2 separate regions of the Homo sapiens genome follow, and region 2 is linked to region 1. The links are chromatin loops, found by intact Hi-C in ENCODE. Cell type or tissue: psoas muscle. All regions are shown on one strand. Links, peaks and the distances in the headings refer to the core of each region. The heading gives the core; the rest is flanking DNA. Region 1 has its middle 410 kb from the start of QKI. Region 2 overlaps LOC105378102 (a long non-coding RNA gene).

Region 1 (16,566 bases), core at 12,730-15,229:
AGTAGTCTGATAATGCCACTCCAGCCCACTGTGAGAGCACTTTCCATTTTAAATCCCTGCTTTAAGGAGCTTAACGCCAGTCATCAGTGAAATCATCTGGACCGGGCTTAAACTCTGAATTTCATAGAGATAGGCATCACCACCGAGGGAATATGCTTCTTTAAAAAAACAAAAAGCTGCCTCTCTCTATTTGGTCCCTGCAGGACTGTGTCTTCAGTCCACCCTTCCCCAGCCCTCCCGCTCCCTCCCGTTCCATGCACCATGGGAGATGCCACCATCTCCAAGAGCCCATTTCTCACAGGGCTTTCCCTGCAGCTTCCCTGCTCTGTCGCAGGGACCACAGAAGTAGCTGTGACTCAGCCCTTCCCTCAGCCAGGGACTTGCCAGGCCTCACACTTGGAGGACAGAATCTTCCACTGGGAAGCGTGTGGGAGGCCCAGCCCCACTGGGCAGTGACACGGAGCTCGCTGGCTTGGCAGGTCCACGGCGGCAGGACCTCTGCTCTGATGACTGGCGTGCACCGCACTGCACAAGTGCCTTTGCAGCCCATCACAATTTTGCATCCAAGGATTATCTCAGTGTTAAATAGAGCATCACACAGGCCGTGGGAAGCCACTGAGAAGAAGCTAAGCATGTAATACAATAAAGAAATACTTTGTAGTCCGACCTGCCACATACTAGCTTGGCGATCTTGAAAAGGGGATTGAAAAATTGTGAGCTTTGTTTAAACTGGGAAAACATAATACCTATCCATCAGGCTCGACTACTTATAAGCTATATGATTTGGCCAAATTATTACCTTTATTAAACCCCCATTTTCCTACCTAGAAGATTAGGTTAATAATAACAACACTTACCTCACACAGCTGTGATGTGAGTTAACTGAGAAAATTCATGTAAAAATCTTAGCATAACACTTGAAAGACAGTGGGCATTTATTAAACGTTAGCCAATATTAATCATTATTCATCCATTCCTCTATTCACTTAACAAAGGTATGAGAATTAAATGAAAAAAGATATACAGAATGCCTAGCTAAATATCTAACACACAGTAGGTACTTGACAATTAATTTCATTTCCTCCTTCCCCTTCACAAATGGGAAAACTAAGACACAGAGACACTGAAGTCCTATCATATTTAATGTTGCTGCTAAGATCTCTGGATCAGGCAAGTCTGCAAGAAGAAATGGAAAGAGAGACAGGGAGGGAGAGAAATCTGAGCATCTCATATCTGCTTTAATTGATTTACTTCAGGTCAGACGCCAGGAGCAGTGCCATAGGTGGAAGTCCATTTAGCTGACTTGGAAAGCTCTGCTCTTGACCTCTGAGAACTGAGAGGTCTGTGAACTCATCTGAGTTGCTAAGGCTGTGGCCAGAAAGGAAAATTTCTCAGCTGCTTTTTCATACCATCGAAATGAATTAATTTTCTAAATGGAAAATTGAAGTAATTAGGTTGTAGACTGAGTGACATTTACTAAGGTGAAAAGCAGGGAAATTTTTATATCCTTTATTAAACAGTTATTAGGTATATTAAGCAATATAGAGTAATTACTTTTATTCCCCCAAATGTGATTATTCTTTTCATGCCAAGACAAGCTCAAACTCACAAGGATCCAACAGACCGTGACTATGCAGAAAAGCACCAGGTTGTATCATTACCGCTCTTCCTGGGACCTCCGTGGTGGACTGGGCAGGTGGAGAGAGTGGCCGCCACTCAAGTGGAGCAGCATAGGAATGTGGTTCTCCAGATGGCGTTCCGCTTTCTACATGCACCATGGACACACCCTTGCATGTATGCTTCATTTTACCCAATCAGCCTGTCCAACAAGGAAACTGACTCATTGATTCAAATTATTTTGAATAGCACCTACTACATGCTGGACACTGCTCTGAGGTCTCCGAGCCTACAGCAGTGAGAATAGCAGAGCAGCTTCTCACCTTCATGAGATTTGCATTCTAGAGGAAGAAAACAGACAACGAATGAAATACATAAAATACATTAGTATGTTCAAAGATCATTGCTATCGAGAAAAGGGAAATTTACTGACAGGTGCTGTTTTAATGAACCTCTAGGGGAGGTGAGGGATTTAGCCAAGCAGCTTACTGGGAAGAGCATTTTAGGCAAAAGAATCAGCATGTACAAAAGCCCTAAGATGGCCCGGAACATGGCCAGGGGGCCCAGGACCACCAAGAAGCAGGGACCGGAGAGTGACTGAATAGGGGTGGGTGGTCGGAGGAGGAACTGAGAGATGGGGAAAGGCAGTCACTGTAAGGACTTTGGTTTTTATTCTGAGCAGGGAAGTTCCCACTAACAAAACACACAGATGCCCCTGAAAACGGAATAGAAGTGGTTTTGGGAAACTCTCATTCCTCTGATGAGGATTGCCCCCATCTCCATCTCTCAGGTGATGAAATGACACATTTGTTTTAATCATAGAGTTGCCCACTGATCTGCATCGTTCCAGATGCAGATGTTTTAAAAAAACAAAAAGCTGCCTCTCTCTATTTGGTCCCTGCAGGACTGTGTCTTCAGTCCACCCTTCCCCAGCCCTCCCGCTCCCTCCTGTTCCATGCACCATGGGAGATGCCACCATCTCCAAGAGCCCATTTCTCACAGGCCTAGGAAAGGCAAGGAGGAAACAGAAATAGCACCTGACACAAGGATGAGATCCATTTTTAGAATATTGATTATGAGCCCCAAAAGAAACTCCTGTGCCTGCCGATACAAAGCTGTAATTTCACCAGGTCACTGCATCTCTCCAAGCCTTGATTTTTATATTTGAAAAATGAGTGACTGTGAAGATCACATGAGCTGGTGCATTTAAAACATTTGACATTAACTCAGGACTCAATAAATGGCAGCTATTTTTATTTAAAGAATGACTTCTTATTTCCAAACACAATTCCTACCTCCAATTCTGTGTTCTTGAGCTTTCTTGGTCTCTGAAAAAGGATACTTGGCTCCTGCCTCAATACCCATGTACCCACCTCCTACCGCATCCCCATCTTCTATTTGATGCCACTGTCTTCCTCAAAGCTTTCCCTCCACTCCCTTAAATCAGGGGTTCTCCCCAAGGAAGAACTGGTGCCCCAGGGGACATTTAGTAATATCTAGAAATATTCATGGTTGTGATAACTGGAGTCATGTAATAAATGGCTCTTAGTGGGTAGAGGCCAGGGATGCTGCTATATGTCCTACAGTGCACAGGGCAGCCCCATACAGAGAATTATCTGGCCTCAAATGGCAATCAGGCTGCAGCTGAGAAACCCTGCGCTGACAACCATAAGCAAGGCATCACCCTTTCTTTCACATTGTAAGTCCTTAATACACCTGCTTCTTCCTGATTGACTAACTGTGTGGTTCACCATTTCCCCAACAGCTCTGGCACAATTCCCAACACATGGTGGTTATAGTCAATGAGTAAGCGAGAGTTTGCCAAAACAGAATTGTATGGGAGCGACTTTATCACGTAACTCCTTCTGAAACCTGCTGACCAAAATGCCAGAGATTTGGGTTCCCATTGAGAAATTCCATATCGGCCCGGTGCGGTGGCTCACGCCTGTAATTCCAGCACTTTGGGAGGATCACCTGAGGTCGGGAATTCAAGACCAGCCTGACCAACATGGAGAAACCTCGTCTCTACTAAAAATACAAAATTAGCCGGGTGTGGTGGCACGTGCCTGTAATCCCAGCTACTCGGGAGGCTGAGGCAGGAGAACTGCTTGAACCCGGGAGGTGGAGGTTGCAGTGAGCTGAGATCACGCCATTGCACTCCAGCCTGGGCAACAAGAGCAAAACTCTTGTCTCAAAAAAAAAAAAAGGGAAAGAAAAAGAAAATTTCCATATCAAGTTTCTTCAATTTCCATATACAGTTTGAGACCCTTGCACTCTAAATGGATAAAATAAGACCAAATTAATTAGTACAATCTCTGTAATTGTTTTCCGACACAACAGTAAGGCCTTAGTAGAGAAGAAAAACATGACGTATTTTAATTTAAAACACGTTATGAGGCACAAAATGCTACCAAAGATGGCCGCCCTGTTGGCGTGGAGATGGTTGTCCGGGACCCTGCTCCCCTGAGGCGCACCACAGTAAGGCTTTACAGAGCACAAGCTCCTCTTCACAAGAGGAAGGCTGGTCCATGCAGCATCTTTGTCCATGTTGGGCAGATGCAGGAACAAGGGCGTGGAGCCAACGTTAACCACCGCTTTCCCGGTGGCTGGTGTCTCTTTGCAGTGCTTGCAAGTCACAACCATTTGTGCTGCACCTGCCCTTTTCTTTTCAGCTTATGCAAAATTATCAAGACCCTCTTACTCTAGAGAAATGTACCATTACTGCACAAATAAGGCATGCAGAAGAACTGGAAACTAAGGAGCCTCATGAGACAGAAACTCAGAATCAATATGTAATGGGTAGAGCCAGCTATCTGAAAAGAAGCCAACCCTAGAAAGTGATTTGTGAGTGAGCGTGTGAGGAGACACTGGAGAATCCAAACCCACACAACACAGCGAGGGCTTCATTTCAAGGGAATATGTTTGAATACAAAAGAAAGTGGTAACCTAAGCCACCTTCTTGTCAGTTCACTTTGCTATAACAGTGTACAATAGACTGGGTGGTTTAAACAACAGAAATGTATTTCTCACAGTTCTGGAAGCTGGGAAGTCCAAGATCAAGGTGCCTGTCAATTTGGTTTCTGAGGAGGGCCCTCTGCCTGGTTTGCAACCTTCTCACTGTCTCCCCACGTGGCAGAGAGAGGAAGGGTGCTGGTCTCTCCCTTTTCTTATAAGGGCACTAATTCCATCATGTGCTCCACCCTCGTGACCCCATCTAAACTTAACCACCTCCCAAAGGCCCCACCTCCTAACTCCATCCCAGGGGGATTAAAGCTTCAACATATAAGTTGGGGTGTGGGGGATGAAAGACAAACATCCGGTCCACGGCAGCTACTGATTCTTGACAGATAATAGACCTTATGTTCACAGAAGATCGTGTTCTCATGAGGTCTAGAGAGAGGGAAGTAGTCACTGTCAACCTCTCCCACCACCTTCTAGAAGTTTCTGTCCCTTGGCTTTCTCCTGCTTAGCTGCCTCTGTCCAGCTCTGTCTCAGGCCCCTTCACTCACTCTTCCCCTCTCTAAGCCTCAGTTTCCTCATCTGTCACATGGAAGACAGCAGCATCTGCCTCACTATATATGGTCACTGTGAGCGGTTGGCAAATGGGAGGCCCTGATGGATGTTAACTTCCCTTCTCTATGTTTGGAAGTTTACTTTCATCTCTGCCCAAGTACTACTGCCATTTTCCTAGTGTGGTTAATCTTAAGTGTTAGAAAAAAGCCGTTTGGTTGAATGAATTTATATCAACATGTTCCTGATTAATAAATTATTGATCCTTCAAAAGGCATTTGTCATTTTTAGGGTCCATGTTAACCAAAAAGATTAAACAACTGGTAGGCTTGTGAACTTCAGACAGTATGACACAACGAAATGAAAAAAGTTCAGGCTAATATTGACGAGGAATCAGCCTTTGACATCAGCTGCCCAAGATCGTTCCATTTCTCAGCCTCACCTTCCACCCGAGACCAAAGATTCTCTATGAGTTTTGCATGGAACTGCCTGGTGTTGTCAGTGACTTTGTCTATTTTAGCCCAGTTCTCTACAGGCCACACCACACTTCCTCCCTGCCACTCTTCTCCAGGCAGGTACACTAGTATGAAAACAAAGAACTGAGCACCCTGCCCTATACTGTCCCTCTGCACTCCACCCCGCATACACCATTATTTGTCTTGAAGTGACCTGGGGCAGTGTACGTGGTTCTACACATTCGTGCACATTGGGTTGGCAAAGAGGTAGCAGAAGCAACAGCCACCTGGAGCATCTGAAGGACCTGGAGTTAATTCGATTTCTATCAAATGGCTCAGAAAACTATGTTTGTCAGCCACCACGCCAACCGCAAAAGCCCAGAATTATCCCTCAGTTCCGTGGCCTGAGTCATATCTTGTGATAATGAATTTGGATGAACTCCTTAATCAGACAGATCTGGGTTTGAATCTCAGCTCTATCATTTAATACCTTTGCACTTTCAGAGAAGTTATTTATTCCTTTGAAGCTTAAATATCTTGCTCAGTAAAATGGGTTGAGAATGGTATCTTCCTCCCTGGAAGGGTAAGCTGAGATCTCAGGTGGGTGATAGCTGAGCCCAGCACCCATTGCCTTTGAAAGTGCTGGAAACCTGTGAGCTGGCACCATTGTTGTTGGTGCTATTACCACCTCCCGGGAAGCAAGACTTCCAGTCCTGCTCAAGCTCCCCGGCACCCTTGCTTGGGCCATGCTAGAACTGGGTGCATGGTGCTCCTCGGATACTCATGCACCCATCCTGCAGAGGCAGCTGCCCTGCAGTGGGTTGCTCTTTGAAGGACGTACTTTTTAAATATTCTCATGCACTAGCCTGCTCGTCTCCTCTAGTTCAATGGTTTTCCTAAAAGAGATGAAAGGAGTGAACTAGATGTTACTGAAGCAGTGGAAATTCGAAAACGGTGAATGGGTGGCAGAGAGGCAAAATTTTTATCTAGTTCCAGTGATTTTTAAGATTTGCCAGTCATTGCCCACCAACATCTCAGAATCACAGAAGCCCCCAGCCACTTCCCCCCCATCTCTGCCTTCCCATGTTCCAGCTGTCACTCCCACCCACGGCATGGGGCAAACCCCTGCCACTAAGCCCCAGAAACGCTGAGGCTCCTCTCTGCTTCTAAAAAAATATGCTGAAAGTGAAAAAGCAGACGGCATTAAGAAGTAAAAAAATCAATCCTACAACTTGTTTAAGCAAAGTAAGTTCCATAGGAAGCCCTAAAATAATGACTGTCAAGGGAAGTGCTGTTATGGTTGGCATATTCATTGGTAGCAGACAAAATTATGTTGTTTGAAACTTGCCAATCCAGTAGTGCAGAGAAAGTTGGGGGATGAGGATCCTATTTCTAATCTACTGCCTTCTTTAAAGAAGGCACTTAGGATCAGCTGCCCTGAGGGGAATTGGAGACTTGTAAGGTAAAAAAGCCAGTTCTGGCAACAAGGTTAAAGTTCTAGTAAAGTCGAAGTGCCCGGATTACTATGGTAAAGACTTTTTTGGGGTAGGAGTTGTCCATGATGTCATGTTTCATACTGAGGTTTCAGGGAAGCACTGGGCAAGGCCAGCCATCTCCTCTCCCTCCCTCAACTGCCCAGCTGTCTATTATACCAGCCCCTGAGAGCCCTGAGGAGCAAAACCACCCCCAGGAGGCACCGTTCCCTGCAGGACATGCCAGCTGAGCTTCTGCCCACAGGCTTTCCCTTCTGAGCCCCTTCAAGCGAGGGGAGGAAGCTGGGCTGAGTGTCAGGCCTTGTCATTTTAGACAGCGTGCAGATGCCCTGCGGTGATGTCACCAGCCACCCGAGCTCAGAGATGTCAGATACCCGCAGCCCAATTCATCATGAAGCTGGAAATATGACAGTCCTGGGAGAAACACTGACAGACAGGCAGAGCCCATGTGGCTTTGTCAAATTAAGAAAAATAAAGGCTGGAAGACTGTTTCCATAGATATGCTAATGAATTTTGATTTGGGAAGAAAGAGGAACCCTGATTTTAGATGGAATTGCTACCAAATGTTCTCAGATCTAGTGCACAGCACATTCCCGACTACAACACGTCACCCCAATTGGGAGTCTATGGAGCTCCGATAGCAAGGGCAGAATAGCTTGCTTGAAAGCAGGAACTACACAAGAGGGTATTTCATGAAGCATTTTTGTTAGCCCTAAAATACTGTGCAATTCTAGGAGGGTAAAAATGGGTTCAATGTGGCAAATGTCTATAGATCACCAGCCTCAGTGTGCTGCCATGCACGGTGCCATGGAAGAAACAACGGTAAGAAACACATAACTCGTGGCATGAAGACTCTTAAATTCTAAGGAATAATTAGACAAAGACAAAGACGCTACAAAATAGGGAGCAAAATGTCCGTGTCAGTGAGAAGCCCCAGGTGCTGTAGAGATTCAAAGAAGAGAGAGATCCGGTCAGGTGCATGGGGATGAGGGAGGGTTTTAGCAAGGGCCTTGCAGGACAGAAGTTTAGAAATTATCTCGAAAAACAGAATTAGTGAACAGATAGGTGAATTCCAGCCTTAGGGAACCACATAAAGCCATAAAGACACAACCATGAAAGTGCAGGTATGAGGGGAATTCGTCCACCCATTCATTAGCGAATTCCGCAGTTACCAAGGACCCGGTACGTGCCCGGCACGTCTCCAGGCGGCAGAGGCAGAGCGGTGAATGACACAGACTGCCAGAGCGCCAAGCATCAGGCCAGAAACGCATCCGTGGGAGGTATCGTGGAGCACGGCAGTCCAGTAGGAGATGGGATGGAGTGTGGCTGCGCGGCTACTGAATAAAGGGTCAGGTGTGTGCTCAGTGAGTCACACTCAGGCTGAGGGCTAGATGATGGAGCCCACTCGGGAGGAATGAGTCCCGGTGGAGGGAGGAGCCAGCCCACAGCCGAGGTGGGAATGATTGCCTGTCTGCAGGCCAGTGTGGCTGGAATAGCGGAGGGGAGAGAAGGGGCTCAACGTGAGGACCAGGGAGCTACTGAACTGTGCCCGCCAGGGGACAAGGTTGGGTTTTATCGTAGGCGAGTTGGGACACCTATAGAGATTCTAAGCAAGAGGTGATAGGATCTGATCCATGTCTTGGAAAGACGGTGTTGGGTGCTGAGTGTGAAGGACCAGGATGGAAGCAGGGACTCCTGCGGAGAAGCCTTTTCCACGGGCTGGGGCAAGACACCATAATGGTGTGCACAGGTGAGGCTATGGTGGGCACGCTTGAGGATGCTCCCAGGGTTCAAAACGGCAGCTCCTACTTGTGTTCTTGAAATAAACCCGGAAGAAGAAAAGAGAATGGCAAGATTTTTGCCTTAAGCAACTGCTGGACCTAGTTTGTGAGATGAATATGGCTGTGTGAGGGCAAATTTATGAAGGAAATTCTACTTTGGCCAAATTAAGTTTGAGATTACCATAAGGATTCACAGTAAGACATCAAGAAGGAATACACACACACACACACACACACACATACACATTGTTGACAAAGAAAAAAATGGAAAAAAAAGGCAGTAGTTGAAAGAGGAGGTGGGGTAAGCTTTTTTGTTTTTTATGTTTTTATTTTTGAGATGGAGTTTCACTCCTGTTGCCCAGGCAGGAGTGCAATGGTGCAATCTCGGTTCACTGCAACCTCTACCTCCCGGGTTCAAGTGATACTCCTGACTCAACCTCCTGAGCATCTGGGACTACAGGTGCGCACCACCATGCCCACCTAGTTTTTTATTTTTATTTTTAGTAGAGATGGGGTTTCACCATGTTGGCCAGGCTGGTCTCAAACTCCTGAGCACAGGTTATCCACCCACCTTGGCCTCTCAAATTGCTGGAACTACAGGCATGAGCCACCACGCCTGGCCAGCTTTTTTATCTTAAAATCAAAACTATTAGAACGTTTTTATACATTTCTCTCCATCCAAATACAGTGGATAAAACAGAAATGTATATCACAATTCATAACCATTTCTGATAGAAAAAGGAGAAAGAATAATTATAAGAAAACCAAGAAACTCAAATTAAAACAATAATGAGATAATCTTTTCACCCAACAGAGTGAAAAAAATTAAAATGTCAGTAATACCCATTGCTCATGCAGATGTGGGGAAATGAGCACTTTCATGCACTTTTGACAGAAGCATAAATTAGCCCAATATTTTTTGGAGTCAGTTTGGAGACAGCTGTTGAAGCAATTAGATAGACAATTCCATTTGAAATTTATTCTGCAAAAATAGGCACAATAACCAGTCAAAATGAATGTATATGCATGTTCATTGCCTCATCTTTTGTAAGACAGTAATGAAGTAAATCATTTTACATCTACATAAAGAAATACTCTTTAAACATACTGACATAGAAAAATGCCTGTATTTTAAATGGAAAAAAGCAAATGGATGATATAGTGGATGCATAAGATTCTAATTTTATTATACATATTTACATTTGCCTGCGCCTATGTAAGATTTTACAGAGGGGAGAAGGGATTGGAAAGGTGCACATCTATTAACTGCAGCTGTCTTTGGGTGGTGAGAAGGAGAGGGGAGTCTTCCTTTTCACTTTGTATATTTCAGTGTGGTTAACATTTGTATAATGAGAAACGTCAATTTTAAAGATTAACAATAGCAACTGAAGATAAATATTAGAAATCTGCACAGGACAGAACAAAAATAGTAGAACACAGAGCACTACACATGAGCATTCTCAGTGCTGGTGGGGTGCGGAGAAACAGCCACCGCCATGCACTGATGTGGGAAGTTAACCCAGGAAATTTGGGAGAACAACCTTGGAAATACTGTGTTAATGTCTCTGAAGTGTATATGCCCTTAGCTGCACTAAAGACACTTCTAGGAACCTGTGCTCACGGTCCAATCAAAGATGTACAGAAGAGCATCCTCACTGCCACATTTTCATTGTGGCAATGAGCATCCTTTTCTGCAAATCTTTGGACTCTGAATATAGGTTCCTAGAAGTGTATTTAGTGCAGGAAAATGAGGATGCTCATTTTCACTATTACTTATAATAGTGAAAATTTTCAAGAAACATATCATTTAATATTAGATCAATGGTTTTATAACTCACATTTAAATAGACCATGGCATGTCAGGCGGCATCAATATCATGTTTCTGGAGATTACTGAATAACATGGGACATGTTTACAATATGTGCTAAGCATAAAATCAAGATGCAAATTTCTTCACATTGCATAATCCCTGTTTTACTCACAAATAAATGTATATTCATCCATTAAAAGTAACATTTGAAGAAACTCATCTAAAAATTGACAGTGATTACCTCTTCATAGCAAAATTAGAATTTAATTTATTCTTTTTATAATTCTATTTTTTCCTAAATGTTCTTCAGTGGGTATGCCTTTGTTTTATAATCAGAATATCTGAATGGGAAAAAATATTAAATTAGTGACATGGTTTGGCTGTGTCCCCACCCAAACCCCAACTTGAATTCTATCTCCTAGAATTCCCATGTGTTGTGGGAGGGACCCAAAGACAGGTAATTGAATCATGGGGGGCTGGTGTTTCCTGTGCTATTCTCGTGATAGTGAGTAAGTCTCACGAGATCTGAAGGGTTTATTGCTTCCTCCTCATTTTTCTCTTGCCCCCATCATGTAAGAAGTGCCTTTCACCTCCCGCCATGATTCTGAGGCCTCTCCAGCCATGTGGAACTGTAAGTCCAATTAAACCTCTTTTTCTTTCCAGTCTCAGGTATGTCTTTATCAGCAGCATGAAAATGGACTAATACGATTAGTACACCTATTTGTCTCAGAGCTCATAGGATTTTGTACTTTTGCTCAACTTTAAAAGCCTCTGAAGGTAACTCAACTAAAGTAGAAATTGCCTCCATAAAACAGGTACATTGTGAACATTCATTACTGTCCACTTTTTACACATTCCCAGTCATCAATGTTAAGATGCATGAATTTCCAGGGGTACCTGGGAAATATATGAGCCCAGGCTCAGGGCAGCATCTGTCAGTACAACAGAAGGTCATTCCACAGCAGAAATTGAAATGGATGTTATTTGCTCTAACAAACGCTGATTGCATTCCAGACCTATAAATCACATGCACACATGTGGAACTGATGGGCCCAGACAGTGGCAAGCCAACGTCTGTATAAATGGCACCTTGTCCATCTTTATCCTAAGCTCCTAAACCAGGTCTAGTTCCAGCAAAAGTTGATCACTCCAGATATAATCCATACCAACTCACACCCAACTTGTCCTAAACCATGTGAGCTTCATCTATTGCCAGGTGTCCTATAGATGTCTTAGACACTTCAAATGGTTGGAAAATGCTCACAGAACTGCCTCCACCTAGGTTAAACCCCAGAGCAACAAATTTAAATCAGCTGAGGCCAGTCTACAACCGCCCCCCCTCCCCGCCCCAGAAGAGAAGCTGGCTGAGCTGTCAGGGTGCCAGAATTGCAGTCTTGTTCATCTCTGAACTCATACTTGGAAGCTCAGTAAGAGGCATACTATTAGTTCATATTAGAAACAGTTACTGAATGCCAAATAGTAAGCTAAGCCCTTGATGTTTGTCATATAATTTTATCATTATAACAGCCCTATGAGACAGAAAACTCCTATTATCCCCATTTTAGAGATGAGGACCTAGGACTCCGAGAGGTTAAGAAACATGTCCAAGGTCACACAGCTCACAGATGATGGAGCTGGAATTTGAATCCAAGTGGTCTGTTTCCTAGTCCCCACATGTACCTGCTAGGATGTATACCAACCACATGGACTTTCAATGCCAGTGTCGTAGGACTATGTGACTTGGATGTATATACTGTGTGTTTCCAAGCACTTGTACACAGTGAGACTTCAACAAATATCAGCCACTGTTATTAAACCTCCAAGACAAGGCATCAGAAAGAAGGAACAACAAAGATTTCTAGGGATTTCTGGCACTGTCCATTTCTCAGTTCTACTATCCACCTTGTGCAAGGTGAACCACTTCCCCAAGCGGGAACCACCAGTCTTTGCATTTCTTCAAGCACTGATGGCTGCTGGAGAAGGAGGCAGCACAGAGAGCCTGGGGAAGGTTCATGGGTGACACTGTGTGACTTGGGCGGAGAGCAGCCTCTCTGTGCTGGGTGAGTGGGATAATGATTCCTGCCCTTATTGTCTTCACATGCTAATCAGAATTAATTGGGGAAATCATTGTGAACTCTAGGTCCTCTTAGATTAGTGCTTAATTATAATACATCATTTGCTGAGAATAAGTACTTGGACCCTGGAGATGAATCCTCTCTCCTTATCCCTTCAATAAGGATTCAGTTCCAGACTTATGCTCTATCATTTCTTCTCAAAATACAAGAAAAATAACAAATCGTTATTTTATCCCTCTCTTTCATTTTTAATCAAACAGATTAAATAGAAAGATAAAGAGCCATTTTAAAATCATGAACTTTTTTTAAGCATCATAAGATTGTTCATTCCATAGAATCAATGGTGTACGGTCTGCTCATATATCTTGAAGTTACATTACATTCTGGTATTTTCTATCACCATCATTTAGTGTTTTAGTTGTAAACATGCTACATAACACAGAGGCCACTCACTGTCAAAGGGTCATATGCGACAGGACAAATGGCCACTGGCCTGTCCCCACCCCTTCCACTTAAATGTTGGAAGGAATGTGGGGGACCTGCGGAAGTGGGGGACCACATTCCTTACATGTTGAATGTTTCCAAAGAGCCCTCTCCTCATTGCCTCTGCAGTGACTGCCAGTATTCTCATCCGCAGGGTTCAACACAGCCAGACTCATACCGAATGCAAAAAGCTACCCCTAACAAAACACCAGAACTTTGCATCAGGAAATTCAGTCATGCTTCGCTTGGCTGATCTCAAATATCTGAGCGTGTGTACTAGTCTTCTGTCACTGATGGTCTGTCTAGAAAGGGCTTCTGTGGTTCCTTCCTCTCCCTCTTGCCAGCTCCCCCACACCAATATTTCTTTAAATCAAAGGAAACTATTATCTTGTAAAGGTTTTAACATGCATATGTCCTTAGAACCTCTAAACTGTTATAAAAATCATACGATTAGTCACTTGGCACATGCCCAGACCTAAGCTCAGGAGGCATTGCAGACCGTTCCATGCCTCAGGCACAGCCTGAAGAGCATCTCTGGCCTCTGCAGTCACCCCAGGCCCTGCTGCTGAGACCTTGACCCCTCCAAGTCCCTCCACGCAGCGGGCTGGCCACTCTTCCAGGAAGCTGCTGCAGGACAGACTCCAGCAGACTACTCAGGATTCAAGGATGCGTGAAGGTTAGAGCATTAATATACATCCACATCCTTCAGATGCAAGAGTAATGATGAAATAATCGTCCCCGGATAACGGGATGAGTCAGAGGAGGTTCCAGGAATAGACTCCAGATTTCCATCTCGTATCACCATTCAACATCACCACTAGGAGACTTCTACGAGGGCAAAGTGACCTCACACGTGTTCTGAGCCCAAAAATATTTGTCTCGAATGCTTTTCCAACTCCTCTCAAGCTATAATAAACTGAACTTTAAATCAGTTGTTCAAATTTGACAACAGAAAAATCAGTGATAAAATTCTACTTATCATGTGTTTATGAATTTCTAATTTTTCTTGGGGCTTCGAGACATAAACCCAGAGTATAAAAAGCTGTCCCTTCTGGCCAGGTTGGTGAGCACAGCAGAGGCCAGCTAGAAAGTTTCACATCCTGTTGGCAAATCGGCAAGAGCTACTGAAGATCTGCCACTGTTATACTTGACATGGAAGACAAGGAAAGTCCCTGAGGGCTGGAAATAGACAGAGTACTCACAGGAAAAGGGAGGGAAGTTAGGTAGCAAGGAAGGAAGGAAGAGAGGGTAGAAAGAAAACAGAAAAGAAGAAAGAGAAGAAAGAGAAAGTGGTGGGGAAGGGAGGAAAGTGGGGGCGGAGAACTACCTTGGTAACTGCAGACCAGTCAATGAAAGTTTTTTGGGTTTTTTTTGGGGGGTGGGGGGTTGTGTGTTTTTTGTTGTTGTTGTTGTTTGTTTTTTGAGATGGAGTCTCGCTTTGTTGCCCAAGCCAGAGTGTAGTGGTGCGATCTCAGCTCACTGCAACCTCTGCCTCCCGAGTCCCAACAATTCTCCAGCCTCAGCCTCCCGAGTAGCTGGATTACAGTTGTGAGCCACCACACCTGGCTTATTTTTGTATTTTTAGTAGAGACAGCGTTTCATCATGTTGGCCAGGCTGGTCTCAACTCCTGACCTCAAGCAATCTTCCCACCTTGGCCTCCAAAAGTGCTGGGATTACAGGCATGAGCCACCTCACCCGGCCCCGTCAATGAAAGTCTGATGCTCAGAATTTATTCCAAATAAGAGTTCCTTTGTAAATGCAAGTAACAAAGTCCTGACAGATGCATTCTAGCTTCTTCTTTGACAATGACAGGCCTCAGAGAGACTGGTTAAGCAAGGGGCACAATCTACCCATGCTTCAGTAAGGATGTTAATTTTGGAAGCAAAAGGGAAAGGCAATTTTAAGGCACAATTAAGCCTCCTGTAAAACCATAGGGATACTGCAAGTAATGACATTCAGTGGAGTGAAGGAAGGAAGGCAACTGATCACTCTCACCACGAACTCTTATCTGAATGGATGGTAGCCACCATGCTTACAGAAGACAATAAGCTCGCCACATCTTAGAACACAGAAATAATCCAAAGGGACCTTGATAAACATGATAAATCAGCTCTAAAACCATGATGGAATTTCATCCTGACTGTATTAGTCCATTTTTGCATTGCTATAAAGAAATATCTAAGACTGGGTAATTTATAAAGAAGAGAGGTTTAATTGGCTCGTGATTCTGCAGGCTGTACAGGAAGCATAGTGGCTTCTGCGTCTGGGGAGGCCTCATGAGCTTTTACTCATGACAGAAGGCAAAGGGGGAACAGGTGTCTTACATGGCAGGAGTAGGAGAAAGAGTTGGGGAGGAGCTGCTTCCCTTTTCAACAACCAGATCTCACAAGAACTCACCATCACAACCAAGGGCGAAATTTCCCAGGATCCAAACACCTCCCACCAGGCCCCACCTCCAACACTGGGGATTACAGTTCAACATGAAATTTGGGTGGGGACATCAATAAAAACATGTCAGTGATATGTCACTGACACAAGTCAGTGTACAAAGAAACATTCTAGAGTGCTGCATCTAACTAATCAGCAACTAGTTCTGACTGACAAGGAAAGATGACAAATGCAGTGTCTTTAATTGAAAACACATAAAATGAAACAAAATCATAAAATGTTGCCAGGAACAGGTCCAAGATGGTCTTCTTAGAAGTCACTGGCTCATCAACACTTATAAGAAAATAAATCGGTGCTTCAAAAGTGCTTGTGCGTGTTCTGAGGACTTCGTTCACTTGAAATTAAGCATTCCCCTTGAAGTTTGTTTTGTCAAATTGATTTCCTAACAAACTGCATTGTTATAGATAACACAATGATAAACGTCAGACAAGCCCCAGTGAATTATTACACATTAATGTAATATAAATCAATGAATCTTCCTAACATAGGATGAGAATATGTTAGCCTTTCCCAAAAGTGTGTTCTACTGAAACTCTAGTACTAAGAAATCCCATGAAAAAGGGTTGCAAAGACAAATGCAGTAACAAAAACAATAATAACAATATAAATAACAACACACACACACACTCATTACTATATGCCAAGCACTCTGTGTTAGTCAGGGTTCTCCAGAGAGAAAGGACCAATAGGATATATTTAGAGGATATATATAAGAGGGGATTTATTGTGGGGAATTGGCCCACATGATTGTGGAGGCAGAGAAGTCCCACCATATCCCAACTGCAAGCTGGAGAACCAGGAAGTCAGTGGTATAACTCAGCCAAGTGGAATGCCTGGCCCGTTTTATCCAGGCCATTTGCAATGTGTGATGCCCTTCACATTGAAGAGGGTG
Region 2 (16,566 bases), core at 5,503-8,002, 130 kb before region 1:
AAATGTTGTAATAAACTTTCACTCCTGCTCTCAAACTTGCCTTGGTCTCTCACTCTGCCCTATGACCCTCTGTGGAATTCTTCTGAGGAGGCAAGAATTGAGGTTGCTGCAGACCCCTGTGGATTCCCTGCGGCTAACAGTGTCATGAACCCAGCATCCTCCAAACCAGCTTCTCTGACTCAACACTGCTCCCTTCCATCCCTTCCCATTCTACCAACACAGATATTCCTGAAACAGCAACTCCGACTATGCTACCTTCTCATGTCAACACTTCTGAGGGCTCCAGATGTAAATGTAAGTGTAAAGGTATCTTACCAGCTGCCTCAATCCACCATTCCAGGCTCACCACTTCCCAGGCCCTACTGTGCTCCACCCACCTTAGCATCTTGGAAGCTCTGTGGCCAGGCCATGCACACCCAGCCTTGTGCCTGGCCCACTGCGTCTCCTTGGGAAGCACTCCTCCACCTTCCCTACAGACCATCTTATATCTTATACCTTCCATAGGTTCCTTCTAAATGCCACCTCCTCAATCCGCTGTCTCACGTAGAATTAATTCTCACACTTTTTACTTATACAGAAATGTTCTACAGACTTTAGAAGACATCCTATTGTACTAAAGTTTACAGTATATTAGATTTGCATTATAGTTATTACCTGTTTGTTTCCAGTTAGACTGCGGTCTTTGGAGGGTAGGAACAAGTTCTTATTTCTCTCTGTACCCAGCAGCTTACGCACAGTAAGGATTCAGGCAGTACTTATTATTATAGTTAAATAAATGGAGCTTTACAGGTTTACAAGTGTCTCAAATGTTTTTCCATTTTGCAGACTTGACTTAAAAACACAGACATAACCCTTAGAATCACTCCGTGAGTTAGTAGCCATGCCATTAAATGACAGATTTAGAGATGCATATATATTTTCGAATCTTGAACACCCAACTTCCTTTCAGTAAGCAAGATAATACATCAACAAGACTTGCTTTAGAAAAACTTTTATTTGCAAAATTCATAGCTCAGCCGTCGTTATTGTGCTCATTTTTTACATGAGAAAACATTAGCACATAAAAGCTAGACTAATTTACCGGCCTTCCTTGGTGAATTAATGACGGAGCCACAGCTAGCAGCCAAGATTTACTGAATTCCTACATTAATCTTAGTCCATGGAACCACCCAACCTGTGGACCAGTCAAGCTAGACTGAGGAAGAATAGGATTGAAGTAGAACTCCCTCTCTTACTGGCCACTGAGAACAGGGTATGGTTTGAATCAAATGCTTTCCTACAGGAGTCATGAATCAACCACAACTTCCTCCTGCTCTGTATAATTTCTCACTGATTTGAACCAAGCACATGGCAACTACCTATGGCACAATCTTTGGGGATGAAACGTTGAAGCCAATGGACGTTGCTTTAAACTTACCAAGGGCTAACATCTTTGGCAAAACTCTACCTTTGCCTCAATGCATAAGGAGTTTTCCTAAGCACTAGATTCCTTTAAAATTATATGTTATGGGGAAAAAATAAAACTTGCCAAGTTATGCATTGAATGTGACGACCTTCAGTGCATTTTTGGATGTTGCTAAGAAATGTTTTCTTTTCTTTTTTTTTTTTTTGAGATGGAGTCTCTCTCTTTCACCCAGGCTGGAGTGCAGTGGTGTGACCTTGGCTGACTGCAACCTCCACCTCCCGGGTGCAAGTGATTCTCCTGCCTCAGCCTCCTGAGTAGCTGGGACTACAGGTGCCCACCACAATGCCCAGCTAATTTCTGTATTTTTTAGTAGAGACACGGCTTCACATGTTGGCCAGGCTGGTCTTGAACTCCTGACCTCAGGTGATCCATCCGCCTCAGCCTCTAAAAGTGCTGGGATTACAGGCGTGAGCCACCGTGCCCAGCTGAAACGTTTTCTAAATTACATTTGGATTTTCTGCATGCTAAGGGAAACAATTTGCATGTCATCAACAGATACATGAAAATTCCAAGCTGTGTTAGAAAAACTTCATAAACATAAACATTTGGCATGCCAAATTTTATGCCTAAGTATCAAAGGAAGAGTAGCTTACTCATGGTTTTGTATTTAAGATGTCAGCTGGGTCAAACCAATGATAGATGATCAAAGTGGTGCTTTCATTAAAGAGAAGGAAAGGAATGTTAGGCAGACTTTAGAATGCATAAATAACCAAATGAGAAAAAAATGGGAAAAAGTGTGTAAGAATACCCTAGTCAATGTGGAATCAGTTATCTTTTAACATTACACAGAAAGGCAGTGCCAGTGAAACACACATACACAGGTGTGAACACACACACACCCCTAGTGTCAAGTCAGTCCCTCCTCAGGAAATTCCATAACTATGTGACTTAGGGCCAGTTACAAACTCTGAGCCTGGTTTCTCATTTATAAAGTGAGAAGAGTGATGTCTTCTTCACAGGACTACTGTGAATATGAAAATAAATAAGTACATGAAAATGTATTATACCTATGAAAAGCTTGTTCTGTGATAGGCATTTAGAAACAACAGCAAAATAAATGTCATAAAGTCCAGAATGGGTCAGGTGCAGTGGCTCACACCTGTAATCCCAGCACTTTAGGAGGCCGAGGCAGGTGGATCATTTGAGGCCAGGAGGTCGAGACCAGCCTGGCCAACATGGTAAAACCCTGTCTCTACTAAAAATACAAAAATTAGTCTGGCATGCTGGGTGTGCCTATAGTCCCAGCTACTTGGGAGGTTGAGGCAGCAAAATTGCTTGAATCTGGGGGGCAGGGGCTGCAGTGAGCTGAGATCATGCCACTGCACTCCAGCCTGGGCAACAGAGCAAGACTCTGTCTCAAGAAAGAAAAAAAAAAAGTCCAGAATGTAAAGCGCTGATGAGATTCAGGTAAATGTAATCCATGGTAAGTGCGATGCTTGTTAATATGGTTCCTTCCTTTTCTGAGGTTTGAGTTAGGACTCCATTTGTAGAAGGAAGACTAGACCATTTCTGTTTGCACATAAAATCTGCCTCTCAAGGCAGGCTAAGTCACTGGGCACTGTCTTCGCCTGCCAAGCTCCCTTGGGCCCAGCCCAGTTCAGATCTTCCTGTCCTAGGGTGGCCTCTCTCCCTACCTGCCCCTGCCCCAGGGATGGCCTTTACTACCAAGCAGTGGTGGGAAAGACCAAGCCCTCCCTCTCTCTCGGGGCTCTACTCAAAGGAAAAACTTCTGACGTCATTTTACATTTTGTTGTTCTCAGTGACCATTCTCAGTTCCATCTCACTTTTCTACTTTCTTTTGATTTTCTTCTGTTTTCATATTTTTATTTTATTATTTGATGAACTTGTGTTATCATTTCTTTTGCAATCTCTACGCATCTCACACTGTTCTTTTGCGGGACTGCTTTTCTTCTCTTCTTTCTACAACTTTGTTCTTCTCTTCCTCTTCTTTCTCCCTCTCTTTACCTTCTCCCAGGGCTGATACAGAGCCAGTGCCAAGGGCCCACAATACTTTAAGGAGCCTTCAAAATATTTTTATTTCTTTTAAAATCAGAAGAAAAAAATGAATGTTGGGGTCAAATGAAATGTTTCAATAAACAATACTGATATATTAATCTTCATACCAACAGTCATAAAATAATTATGTAATTGTGAATATAATCTTGTTATCGAAAAAGTGGCCCGCACATAGTCTCCAGAGCCCATAAAGTCATCATGCGTCCTTGCCTTCTCCCTCTACTGAAGCTTACCAACACTTCTACTTTTCTCCACTTTACTTTTACAGTAAAATTCACTTCATCATTTTTTTCCATGTTTCTCCCAACAACGAACTCAAGAGCTCACTTTTCCATGTTCCCATAGAACCTTGAGTATAAATATCCATTACAGCAATCATTATATTAATACCAATTATCCTTTTGTGAGCCCTGCTGGATTGTGAACCCTTGGCATGGCTGAACCTATCTTACTTAAGTTTACAGAGGACTCATCAATGTTTTATATACAAACCAATGAGCAAAGGAATCAGTACATAATCAATGATTCATACTTCAAGCACTGCTCTCACTCACTGAAATGTACATACACCATCCACCGACCAAGCCTTGTCATGAGCAGGGAAGCCCACAGGGGAGAGGAAGGTGTGTCTCTGCTGGTGTAGAAGTGTAGGGGCAGGTGGTGAAGTTGTCAGCAATGCCACACTGGCGTAAGAGTGCTATGATCGAAAGGAACTGCTGCTGCTGTAGCCAAGGCAACTGGAATTGAGGACATTTTTGGTGAGTTAAGTCTGCTCATCCTTTGGGTCCTGTTTGCCAGTGGAAACTTCCTCTAAAGGAGCTAACTTCCTAGGAATGAATATCTATTTTTCTGCATAACAAACCAACCCATTATTCAAATTCATTGATGTCCAGTTAATGGAGGCAGCAGAAATACCAGGGGAAAAGTCCAGCCACTGTCCACCCTGCAGCCATGAGCTCTTAGTGCCTTAATGGACAGGCAGCTGTGAATCAGATGGAGGGAGGGAGCAAGGCTGAAAGTAAGACAGGAAAAGCGCTGAGTCTATGGAGTTCACACTTCCAACACCACCATCATGTATGGACTCCTGTTTTTCAAAGCTCAAGTAACATTTCTTCGTTTCTCATTATTGTGGCCTGACAGTTTCAAAGCACCACCTGTACTTCTGAACTGGATAATGTACAGGGAAAGGGTGTGTGATATTACTACTGACAAGAATCCAAAATGAGGACTTTGAGCTCTTGAACATAAGCTAGTGTCTTGATAGGTGAGTAAATCAAAACCTCCCACTGAAAAGACTAGGATTCCCTAAACAGGGATCCATGTGACTGTGGGTCTGCAGGAGAAAACAGCTGCGACTTCAAAAATTTGACTTGGGGAAAAAAGAAAGTGCTGTTTTCCCTCTAGAACTTTCAGTTCTCGTAGCTTCTTTTGTTGCTGTAAAATTATATTCATTAACAAAGCCCCTGGGAGAGCTGCCATGGTGGAGCGGCAGTTGGAAATAATGCTGCAGAATGAGACGAAAATTCATCCAAGGGTTTGCACAATTTCAGGGCCTCAAAAAATTGAGATATTAAGCAACAAGTCCAGCAGGGCCGTGCACCTTGCAGTGAAACTGCCCTGGACCCTGATTCCTGCACTCACAGAGAATCGAAGTGACTGCCTGCTCCACAATTGCCCCTCAGCTTCCTCCAGCGGCACAACCCCACCTCAAAACACAAAGAGAGTCTGACTATCCTGGCAAGACTTAAAAGTCCAAATAAGAAAAAGTAGAAATAAATGAAAAGCCTGTTCTTACTATTCTACCAGAAAACAGAAAGTGGAACTCATTAACAGTCTTTATTCTTTCATTTACCGAACTGTGTCAAACTCTGCATCTGGCACTGTAAGCCCTTGAAATGAAGAAAATAAACATGCAAGACGGTAAGTAATAGCTCATCCCTAGAAGGCTCACATGGGAAAACCCATGGAAGGTGAATGTGTAACATGGAGGCGATGAAGGCTAGAATCCCCATCCACAGTCCACAGACAGACAAAGCAATATTGCCCCTCCATGAGCCCTTTCCTCCCCAGCTCCTCCTCAGGGAGCCAGCGCCTCACTCCACTGCTTCTCACTTCTTACCTAGTGTTCCGCTCCATCTGATAATTAGAGCTGGGAAAGACTGGTTTGACTGGTTTGACTATTTGGGGTTCACCCAGTAACCCACATGCTTTAGGCCCTTTCAAGTTCCTGCAGAGGCTGCTTTCCGGCACAGAGGAGGATTTCAGAGTGACCGCGCCGCTTGAATATAAATGCAAGTTAATACAGTGCCCCAGTGTGTCTATTAACTGGGCTAAAGATTTACATTTTGAGGTTGAACTTTCCCTCTCTATTAAACCATTAATTTCATAGGCTGGGCAAGGAGAAAACTCCCAGGCATACAGACAAGGTGACCTCCGTGCTGCCCACAGTAAAAGACTTCCTCCAATAACTAGTGTTTTCTTCTAGCTTGAATCTTCTGTACAGATACGTTTTCAAAACTCGGCAAAGTCACTATTATGACCATGACCAGCCTAGAAATAAAAACCCACTTGGGCTGCGTCATTACATCTTACAGTAAATACTATTTTGCTTAGCTCTGAACAAGAAATCTTCCCTGAGTTTTCCCAGGTAATAATGCACTAGGTTTAAAGGATAATCATGAAAAAAATAACGTTTAAGGCTTTCCATAAATAAACCTCAAAAATATCATATAAAGAGAAAAGCTGTCGCTCTGTAACAAAGGCCTAGGACTTTTGCCAACCTTGTTAGAATAATGATGCAGAAATTGGGGGCCACGTTTTTCACACTTACAAAGAAATAAAACTGGCATACGAGTGATCACCGGCACAAGGTGCCTTGCACCCCAAAAATGATCCGGCTTCCTCTGTGTTTCCTGGTCTCCTGCTGATCACTCCTTGCATGAAGTCCTGTGCCTATGAACACCTAATAAATATTCACTGATGATGACAACTTATATCTTCCCTGAGACTGGGACAATACCCTGGCCTGTCTGATGTCACTGGCATCACGCCACCCAAATCGCAAGTGCAAGCAGCAGGTGGGCGCTGGAGCAATAAAGGAGTGTGTGTGGCCACAGGAGGGACACTGCGGGGCCCTTCCCTGCCCGAAACCACCACAGCCTGCCAGCCGCCAACGGGGACGGGAGGAAGGTTCCTCCGGAGCTTCCACCAGGGGATTCAGCACTTCAACCTGCCTGGAGAATTTCATTAGAATCTCAGAAGCTGAGAAATTATTTCAACACGATAGTTCACAATGCAGAGATGCACATTTATCATCTTTTACATTTAAAATATTTTATTGGAGGGGTGTGAGAGGAATTTCCATAAGTATATATAATCTCTGATTTTTAAAAATTTCAAGTATGGAAAAGTACCAAATAACTTATATTCAGCAGTTCTGATAAGAACCTAGTATCTTATTTTTTATAAGCAGATTATTTTGTTAGAGAGTATTATAGTAACTCACTTTCCCCTTAGAAATTCTCCCTGCTTATAGATGTTAGCTAAGCTCCATTAGCACAAAAGGTTGCCTGTCTTTTTTCTCTGAAGATAAAAACATCCTGCTCATAGTTTTAAACTCTTTGACAAACAACAACAAAAGCCCTAAACTTCTCTGTGCAGTGGCATCCTGATGAAATCTAACTGGAAAACGATAAAGCGACAGAAATCCCAGGCTTTGAGATATTTTTAATTGCCAATTTTCCTCTTGCACTGAGGCATTAATCCTTGAAGAATAGAAAGTAGACTTGCCAATAACCCAGCAGAGAAGGGGCATGGGAGTAAGAGAAGGAAGGAAGCACATAATGGTGGGAGAACTCCCCCTCTCCCCCCAGAAGCCTCTGTTGAATCCACCCCTGTCCCCACCCTGCCTGCCCTCCTGGGCCTCCCCGCCTTGTAACTGGAAGCCAGCCGAGAGCAGCATTGGTATTCAAATTAGTCTGCCAATCTCTGCCTGGCACAGCTCTTGGTGGCCTGTCAGTACATGGCTGGAAGACAAGGTACCAGATCTTAGATCTGGGGAGATCCAGCCAGATTTCAAACCCACCCAGGATATGTGTCATCAGCCTATCCACGGGATGTCTTGAGGCGGAAAGTGTTTTCTTCTCCATCGTCTTTATTTTTATTAAAACAAAACAAACAAACAAAAAAACCCAAGAAGACAATGCATCTCCAACAGAGATTTAAAAAGACAGAGGAAGGGGGCTATGCAGAGTCAAGCGAGGCACTCAGCACTAAACATCGGTTTCCATGGGAACGAGAGCTGCTTTGTGGAGCTCCGGCAACTTCCCACTCGCTCTCCCCCATAGAACTGGGACCACAGTCTCTGGCATTGTATTTGTGTGGCCAACTTTTCTTTTTTCTCGTTCACTCCCCCTGCCTCTCCCCAGCAACAACCCCCATCGCCACACAAGCAAAAAGGAGAGGAGTGCTCAGAGGTCTGGCTGGATTCAATCACAAAGCATAAAAGGACCCAGCAACGGGGAGCCCCCACGCTGCCCGAAAGACCCTGCCATCCTTTCGTCTCTTGTCTCATTTTTCATCCCCTCTTCAAGCAGCTCATGAGGACTATTTCTTAACTCTTTACCTGCATAACACACAATCATTGTGTATCAGTTTTAAATTACATTTTCATATGCCTAAAATGCTCTGGGCACATGGGAATTTTTTTTTTTTTTTTTGACACAGTCTCCCTCTGTCGCCCAGGCTGGAGTGCAGTGGCCCGATCTCGGCTCACTGCAACCTCCGCTTTCTGGGTTCAAGCCATTCTCCTGTCTCAGCCTCTGGAGTAGCTAGAACTACAGGCGCATGCCACGACACCTGGCTATTTTTTTTTTTTTTAAAGTACAGATGGGGTTTCACCATATTGGTCAGGCTGGTCTTGAACTCCTGACCTCAGGTGATCCACCCACCTCAGACTCCCAAAGTGCTGGGATCAACAGGCGTGAGCCACCGTACCTGGCCAGATATTTTTTTTTAATAGTAATAACCTAAATAGAAAATAGTCAGTGTTGAGAGAAGCATGATTTTAAAGCAAACTTAGTAAATAGTCAAAATGTTGATGTATTCTGTTGGGGTGCATGTGCACGTGTATATACGCTAGAGGGAGGGTGACAGAGAGGAACTTTTAGAGGGTCATTCCTGCCTACCTTTGATGAGGGGGTGTAGTTCAGTGTTCAAACACTGTGAGGTCAGGTGAAAATCCGAAGTTCATCTTCTCTATTTAACTGAATACCTTTAATTTGGTGGTGTTTTTTTTCTAATTTATTTTTACTTTTAAATTTAAAAAGGGAAATATTTATGAATCTATTACTCAGAAGCTGCCCTGCAAAACATTTTAACACATAAATCCTCATCATTTTGCTAAGTGTTAGAACTTTTTTTTTAATGAAAGAAAAGGCATATTTTTTAACACTGTTCATAAATCACCACTAAAATATTTAGTACTACAAGTTTTTGAGGTTTCAAAGGCACTCCTTTCTTTAAAAGGTTTACAGAATGCTTCAAAGTCTACCCAGGCAAAAACTCCCTTGTCATTCACAGGCAAGCTTTCAGATTCAAAGACGTTTGCATTTTGTTTGTAAGTATTTATTTAGGAGATCTGCAATTCATTTTCTTTTGCAAGATGAAAATGTCAATTTTCATCATTTAAATTCAAACTTGTAAAAAAAAGTTCAGCCTATTTATGTGTAACTGAGCTGCAATCTTACCATTTTGAAAGGTTTCTTGGACTATACGGCATGAAAGGAGTTATTAAAGATTGAAAGCCATTTAGAGCTTTGGTGAATAAGAAATATGATTTGTCCATCAAAGCTAGAAATCATTTTTAAATCCATCTCTTCCCTCATTCACCTCCCTCATGAATATAATGCCTTTTTATCACAAAGATGTTAGGACATTGGCATCGGTGTTGATTCTTTGACATCCTCCCAACTCACCTGTTCTGTCCTCCCCCATAGAATTGTTCAAGATCCACTTAAAACATTATTTCTCAAAATGTGAAGCAGATGCAAACCCTGGGCTTGTTGCTTTACTTCCTGGGTCACTATTACATACTCTCCTCCCTTTCCTCCTCTCCCCCAACTCCCCTCCCTTCCCGTCCTTCCCAGAAAGAGGCATTGAGTCAGGATGCTCTGAAGACCAGAGCAGATCAGTAACTAGCAATAATTGATAGTAACTGGTAAAGGGCTTCTCCCACACCCACTGGAAATGAACCTTCATTTTCGCTATTCTTCAGTTCCAAATGTTTCCCACTGCCCTGTCAAAGACACAGACGGTGCGTTTTTCCCTGTAGAGCACCTCCCTTGACCCTGCTCCTGCAGACCTTGGTCTGTGCTTGTCCAGTGAGAGCCGCACCTCCGTGGGGATTCCATGCTAGTGTGGGAAGGCAGGTTAAGGGAGGGCTGCACACACGATGATTGTTGTTAAAAGCACCAGTGTGTTCCCTAGAGGATTTGAAGGGGGAGCAATGGAAGCGTGCCCCTCCTCCTTCTGTCTCCAGGAAGAAAGGCTTCCCCTGGCTTAGAGTGCTCTAGGGCGCTGGGTCCCCTCAGGGTCTTCCTTCTGTGTTCTATGTTCAACCTTCCATCCCCACACCCCAACCCCAGGCCCTGCCAGTTCCCAGCACTGGCCCTGTTCTCCCGGTTACAGGAAAGGCGTCCCAGTCCAGTCCCCAAGAGAGGGTTCTTGGACCTCCCACAAGAAAGAATTTGGGATGAGTCCATACAGGAAAGTGAAAGCAAGTTTATTAAGAAAGTAAAGGAAATAAAGACTGGCTACTCCATAAGCAGAGCAGCAGCATAGGCTGCTCAACTGATTATACTTCTTGACTATAGACTTCTTGATTATATGCTAAACAAGGGGTGGATTATTCATGAGTTTTCCAGGAAACGGCTGGGCAATTCCCAGAACTGAGGGTTCCTCCCCTTTTTAGGCCATATAGGGTAACTTCCTGACATTGCTATGGCATTTGTAAACTGTCATGGCGCTAGAGGGAGTGTCTTTTAGCATGCTAATGCATTATAATTAGTGTATAATGAGCAGTGAGGACGACCAGCTGTCACTTTTGTCACCATTTTGGTTTTGGTGGGTTTTAGCCAGCTTCTTTACCACATGCTGTTTTATCAGCAGGGTCTTTGTGACCTGTACCCTGTGCTGACCTCCTATCTCATCCTGTGACTAAGAATGCCTTAATCTCTTGGGAATGCAGCCCAGTAGGTGTCAGCCTGATTTTACCCAGCCCCCGTTCAAGATGGAGTCGCTCTGGTTCAATCACCTTTGACACCCCTGCCTTGAAACATGGGTAGGTCTCTTGAAGTCCCAAAAAGGTTTTCGCTGGGCTCCACTGCATCTTCTATTTACCTTCTCTAGTCACACATCATAAAAATCATCCCAGAGAAACATCGTTGCCACCAGGGAGTCTCACACTCTCAGGTCCTGGCATTGGAAGGCAGCTGGAGGTTAGCAGAGCCATCCTTCTTTCCTTCCCCTCAGGATAAAATCTTGAGTGGGTGGCCTGAAGTCACATTGCCTGCTCCCTCTCTTTTTCCCTCAGCCTCTGTGGCCTCACTCCCACTCCTACCAGTGCACAAAACCATGTTCCTGAAGGTCTTCATTCTGTTGCCCCCATTACACATCAGAAGCACTTTGCTTTTGTGTTTCCATGATGCTGACATTTTCTGTTGCTTCCCCTACCTCTTTCCCTGATCCTGTTTCCTTTCCTAAGTCCTCATCTCCTTCCTTCTTTCTTCTGTTTTTGCCCTCTGGCCTCACCTCTGCTCATTTAATTTCAACTCCAAGTCCGCATCAGTTAACAAACCTCATCTTTCCTTAAACCTCCTCAGCTTCCCTTCCATACATGCCAATTGCAGCTTCTCCAGGTGAGACATTCCTCACCCACACCTGCATTATTAAAAAGGCCTCCCAACAGGTGAATTCTAAATTCAAAAGTTCAATGGGTTCTAAACAGGAGGCTGACCTAAAGAATGCAAGAATATATGGTCTTTAAGAATAGGGACTATCTTACTCAACTTGAATTTTTAGTCATGCCCAGCACATCATAGAGCCACAAGAAACCCAGGGAAATCCTAGGTTTAGTGGACTCTAAAAGGCATACACGCATTCATTCAAAACTACTCGTCATGTCACTACTGACCAATAGAGACACAGTAGCAAAACACATCAAATGGAGTTTCTACAATTTTTGAAACTCCCAGTCGAATGGAGGCAAAGATATTAAACCAATAATCATTAAAGTAATGAATCATAATAAAATACAAGGTAAAAGCACAAGGTGCAGTGGAAATCGGTAACAGCTGTGGGGAGCACAAAAGCCACCCTTGAGGAGCCTGGGTGGGACCTGAAGAGTTCCGGGGGTGAGTGGGCTGGGTGGGCTATGGGAGCAGCCTTTTGGACGGGGGCTGGAAAGCACCTGGTGGACTAAGGTTTGGAAAACCCGCTGTGAGGCTGAGGGATGATGATAAAGTGAGGCTGTGGTGCAAGGGGAGAGGCCTCGGTCTTCCAGGGAAAGTCGGACTTCACCTAGAACAGAGGGACTCCATGAGACACAGTGCATGATGGTACCTTCCAAGCTCGTTCCTGTGGATTTGGGGTGGGCCACACCACTTCTCTATATTTGCTGCCACAACCTTAAAATCTTCACAATAAATGTAGCGAAACTTAGGGATGACTGGTTGGAATGCAAAGGGTTTGACTTTGTCTGGCTCTGTGTCGCCACCCAAATCTCATCTCGAACTGTAAGCAGGGGAGGGGTCTGGTGGGAGGTGATTGGGTCATGGAGGCGGACTTCCTCCTTGCTGTTCTCATGGTAGTAAGTTCTCATGAGACCCGATGGTTTAAAAGTGTGTGGCACTTTCCCCCGCACACTCTCTCTCCTGTCACCATGGAAAGAAGGTGCCTGCTTCCCCTTTGCCTCCCACCATTGTCAAGCTTCCTGAGGCCTCCCTAGCCATGCTTCTGTGCAGCCTGTGGAACTGTGAGCCAATCCAACCTCTTTTCTTCATAAATTACCCAGTCTCAGGTAGTTCTTTACGGCAGTATAAGAATAGACTGACACAGGCTTGAAATAAGAAAATATTTTACTTTCCCGTTCCACTAACAGGGCAAGTTAACATTGCTATCTAAGACGATCACAGAGGCCAGGCGAGAAGGGGACAACCTTGCACCTGAGCCCTGGGTGATGACGCACACAGAGTTCATGGTGACAAGTCCGTCTGTCTGTGAATTCGTTCAGATCTGACAGCGTCAGGCGTGTCATGGACAGGACAGCCCCAACCCCGTGAGAATCATTTCCTCTTGGGCCTTGGGGAAACAATCCTTTCAAGAAGCAGCTTCTTGAAGCTTGGAAAACATCTAATCAGTGCGGCAGTATGGCAGCAAGACTTCTTGAACAGGGGGCCCCCAGAGCTTTCTGACAATACATTCCGGAGATGCACCTGAGAACCCCTTTGAAAGACAGCACAATTTGACATCCACATTTTGTGACCATGACCTCAAAAACAGGTTCACTCTTACCATTAAAAAAAATGGGGAAAAAAAGCCCTGCTTTACACCTAACTCCTGCACCTACCACCCATAAGTTAATAAATAGAAGATGGCAATATTTTACTTTGACCCCTCACTGAAACAATCTGAGATTATTTTGTTTTTATCAACATCAAATGCACAGCTGCTGCAATCATGTATGACTCAAATATTAAAGGCAACTTTCACCAAATGGTCACACCAGCAAAAGCTTCCTCTACTTCTAATGTCCCTCTGTGGGTTGATTGGGTTGATTGTCCCACAGATAGGTTCTTCCTCATTTAATCAACCAGGATTAGCGTAAGGGTAGGCATTCACATTCATGCTTACTAAAAATAACGTGACAAAAAAGGCTTTGGGATAAGGCTAGCTTCCAGATTACCAAGTTAAATAAGCATGTACCATTACCTTAAATTTGCAAGTACTTTAATGTTTTAAGAATGTTTCCTATGTATTTATCTGGTTCACTAATCATTTATTCAGCTTGTCTGCATGGCCTGTATCCTGAGAAGTTTTGTGAAGTTCAGTGTTACTACGCCATCTTAATTTAATCAGGGTGATGTTTTCAAAGTTATCAACATGCAGATTTGTTAGAATATAGGTTTGGCCACTATCACAGAAACCATAAATGACAGTAGCTTAAATAAGTTGGAAGTTTATTTCTCTCTCATAAAATACTGAGATGAGAGGAACATCCAGCTGGAAGGGCAGCTCCCTCCTCCTGCCTTGTTGCTCTGTCTTCCGTAAGGTTGTGAAAGGAAAACAAATCTTGGGACCCCAAAATCACTAAGCTAAGGAGAAAAGTCAACCTGGGAACTGCTTAGGGCAAACCTGCCTCCCATTCCATTCAAAGTCATCCCTCTGCTCACTGAGATAAATGCATATCTGATTGCTTCCTTTGGAGAGGCTCATCAGACACTCAAAACAATGCATCCATTTGTCTCTTATCTACCTACGACCTGGAAGCCCCCTCCCTACTTCTAGTTGTCCTGCCTTTCCAGCCCAACCACCATACATCTTAACATATTGATGTCTCAGGTCTCCCTAAAATGTATAAAACCAAACTGTGCCCTGACCACCTTGGGGACATGTCACCAGGACCTCCTGAGGCTGTCACAGGCACACATCCTTAACTTTGGTGAAATAAACTTACTAAATTGACTGAGACCTCTCTCGGATATGTGGGGTTCATGACGTACCATGCTCTGCACCAATGCTGGCTCATCCCACATTGGTATCCTGGACAGCAGAAGGGAAGAGGAGGCACCACCTGGAAGCTCCACATATCCCTCTCTGTACACACCACTGGCCAGGACATAGACTTATGGCCAAAATGAGCTGCAAGGGAATCTTGGAAGCATGGGCTGGCTAGGCAGCAGCATGCCTATGTAGAAATTCTAACACGAGTGCAAGATAAGAAGTGTCAACAAAAAGAGTTAGACTCCATAAAATATTTGAAAGATTTACTCTGAGTCAAATATGAGTGGCCAATGGCCCGTGAAACAGCTCTCAGGAGATCCTGAGAACATGTGCCCAAGGTGGTCAGGCTATAACTTGGTTTTATACATTTCAGAGACACATAAGACCTCAATAAATACATAAGATATCAATCAATATATGTAAAATTTATATTTGTTTTGTCAGAAAAGATGGGAAAACTGAAAGCAGGGAGCATCCAGGTCATAGGTGGCAATTTTCTGATTGGCAATTGGTTGAAAGAGTTCATCTAAAGACCTGGAATCAATAGAAGGGAGTATCTGAGTTAAGATACGGGGTCCAGGAGATCTAGGTTTTATCACACAAATGAAGCCTCCCTGCAGCAGGCTTCAGAGAAAATAGATTTTAAATGTCTCTTATCAGACTTAAAGAGTCTGTTTGTCAGTCTTAAGGTTTCTGTTTTAATGTTAATGCTGGTCAGCTATGCCTGAATTCCAAAGAAAGGAAGGGATCATGAGGCATATCTTACCCCCACTTCCCACTGTGGCCTGAATTCATTTTTCAGATTAACTTTGGAATGCCCTTGGCCAAGGGGAGGGCCCATCAGTTGGCTGACATGCTTTGACTTTTATTTTTGGCTTGTAGAAGAATGGATTTAGGGGGTAAAACCAACAATCTGTATAATATTTTTTTCTTTGTAGCTTTACAGCTTTTTATAGTAAAATAAGATTCTGTAGCACAATAACTAAATATTGTTGAATTGTTCAATATTTTGAATATTGAGCTCATGAACCAAATACTGTTTGGAGAGGAAGCACTACTATTTTATCTCCTCCTTTAGCGCATCAAAAACCAGGACCAGAAGACCCGCATCCGTGCCCCTCTCTCCTAGAGTTCGGACATGGTCCCCCTTTCACTTAGGATGAGATCTGTGCTTCTACTACTTGTAAAAAATGACATGAGACAAGGAAAAGAAGTCTGCTACTTAGTTATGGTCTAGGATATACTGAAAACATCAAGAAGAAAATATAAGAGTAGAGAGTCAAAGGTAGAAATCTCTAGGCTATACCCTGAGAGAGCGGAGAACTTCAGATGGGTGAGGATAACACAGAAACCAGGGCCTCTCTTGCCACCACCCCCATATACCCTGATGTCCCCCTTGGGGCTCTGGGAAGAGGTTTTCTTTTTATTTTATTTTATTATTATTATACTTTAAGTTTTAGGGTACATGTGCACAATGTGCAGGTTAGTTACATATGTATACATGCGCCATGCTGGTGTGCTGCACCCATTAACTCGTCATTTAGCATTAGGTATATCTCCTAATGCTATCCCTTCCCCGTCCCCCCACCCCACAACAGTCCCCAGAGTGTGATGTTCCCCGGGAAGAGGTTTACTTTGAGGCTTCTGTGGACAAGACGACCTGCTATTGCAATATGATTTCAGAGAGAGGTCTTGAAGTCAAGCTCTCTGGGGCTATTAGTGCCTTTATGTTATGAGCACTAAGCTGGGAGTCAGAGGCTCTGCTATGCGGGCAGCCAAGGCTGGGCAGAAGGACCCACAGCAGCATCCGGGATGCATAGGCCACGCAGGGGCAGGAAGCAGCTGGGACACAGGAAGCCAGGCCGGGGCTGAGGAAACCAGCTCTGTCCAACCCAGAAGAGAGACCACCAGGGTGCATTTATATTTTTTAAAAATGTCATGGAAAGAAATGCAATTTGAATTTTGTCCCTGACTTTCTCCCACTAGTAAAAGAAAAAAAAAGGATTGTTAAGACAAACAAAGTCCTGTTCTGAATACCATAGTTGCATATAATACATTCCACAAGGTAAATCTGAACTCTTGCCAAAAGTTTGTGAAGAAAATACAGACAGCATTCCACCCCTCAGTTCCCAAGATCTTAAAATGAAACTATTTCCTTGCCTGACTAAGAACAAACAAACAAAAATCCAGAAGAAGACAAAAGAAAAAAATCTTGAGATGAGTGCAATTAAAAACAACGTAATTTTCACATGTCATCTGGTCCTGGAATCACAGTTACTAAGCACTTGAACACCCTTTAGGGTTTC

What was found. Hi-C counts contacts between places; a loop is a spot of excess contacts. Peaks named below come from ENCODE experiments on the same cell type or tissue, not always from the same donor. Only the 100,000 strongest peaks of a DNase experiment are listed, where the experiment ranks them.
Region 2: it touches region 1 in a loop (2.2-fold over the local background); 3 of 110 quality-filtered maps call a loop at or near these places.

What each region holds. Positions count from the first base shown.
Region 1 is chr6:163,812,072-163,828,637 of GRCh38, reverse strand. No RefSeq gene overlaps it. Among named protein-coding and RNA genes, the nearest start is that of QKI, 410 kb to the right of the region's middle. RefSeq lists an enhancer at 13,559-13,608. In psoas muscle, for the core only: a CTCF peak has its summit at 14,072; a DNase peak (open chromatin) is centred at 13,807; H3K4me3 peaks cover 523 bases; H3K27ac peaks cover 2,478 bases.
Region 2 is chr6:163,935,097-163,951,662 of GRCh38, reverse strand. The region is part of intron 4 of LOC105378102 (a long non-coding RNA gene); the gene reads right to left. Among named protein-coding and RNA genes, the nearest start is that of QKI, 530 kb to the right of the region's middle. RefSeq lists enhancers at 6,103-6,603, 6,604-7,105, 8,003-8,656, 10,241-10,932. In psoas muscle, for the core only: a CTCF peak has its summit at 6,538; DNase peaks (open chromatin) are centred at 6,562 and 7,442; H3K4me3 peaks cover 1,600 bases; H3K27ac peaks cover 2,132 bases.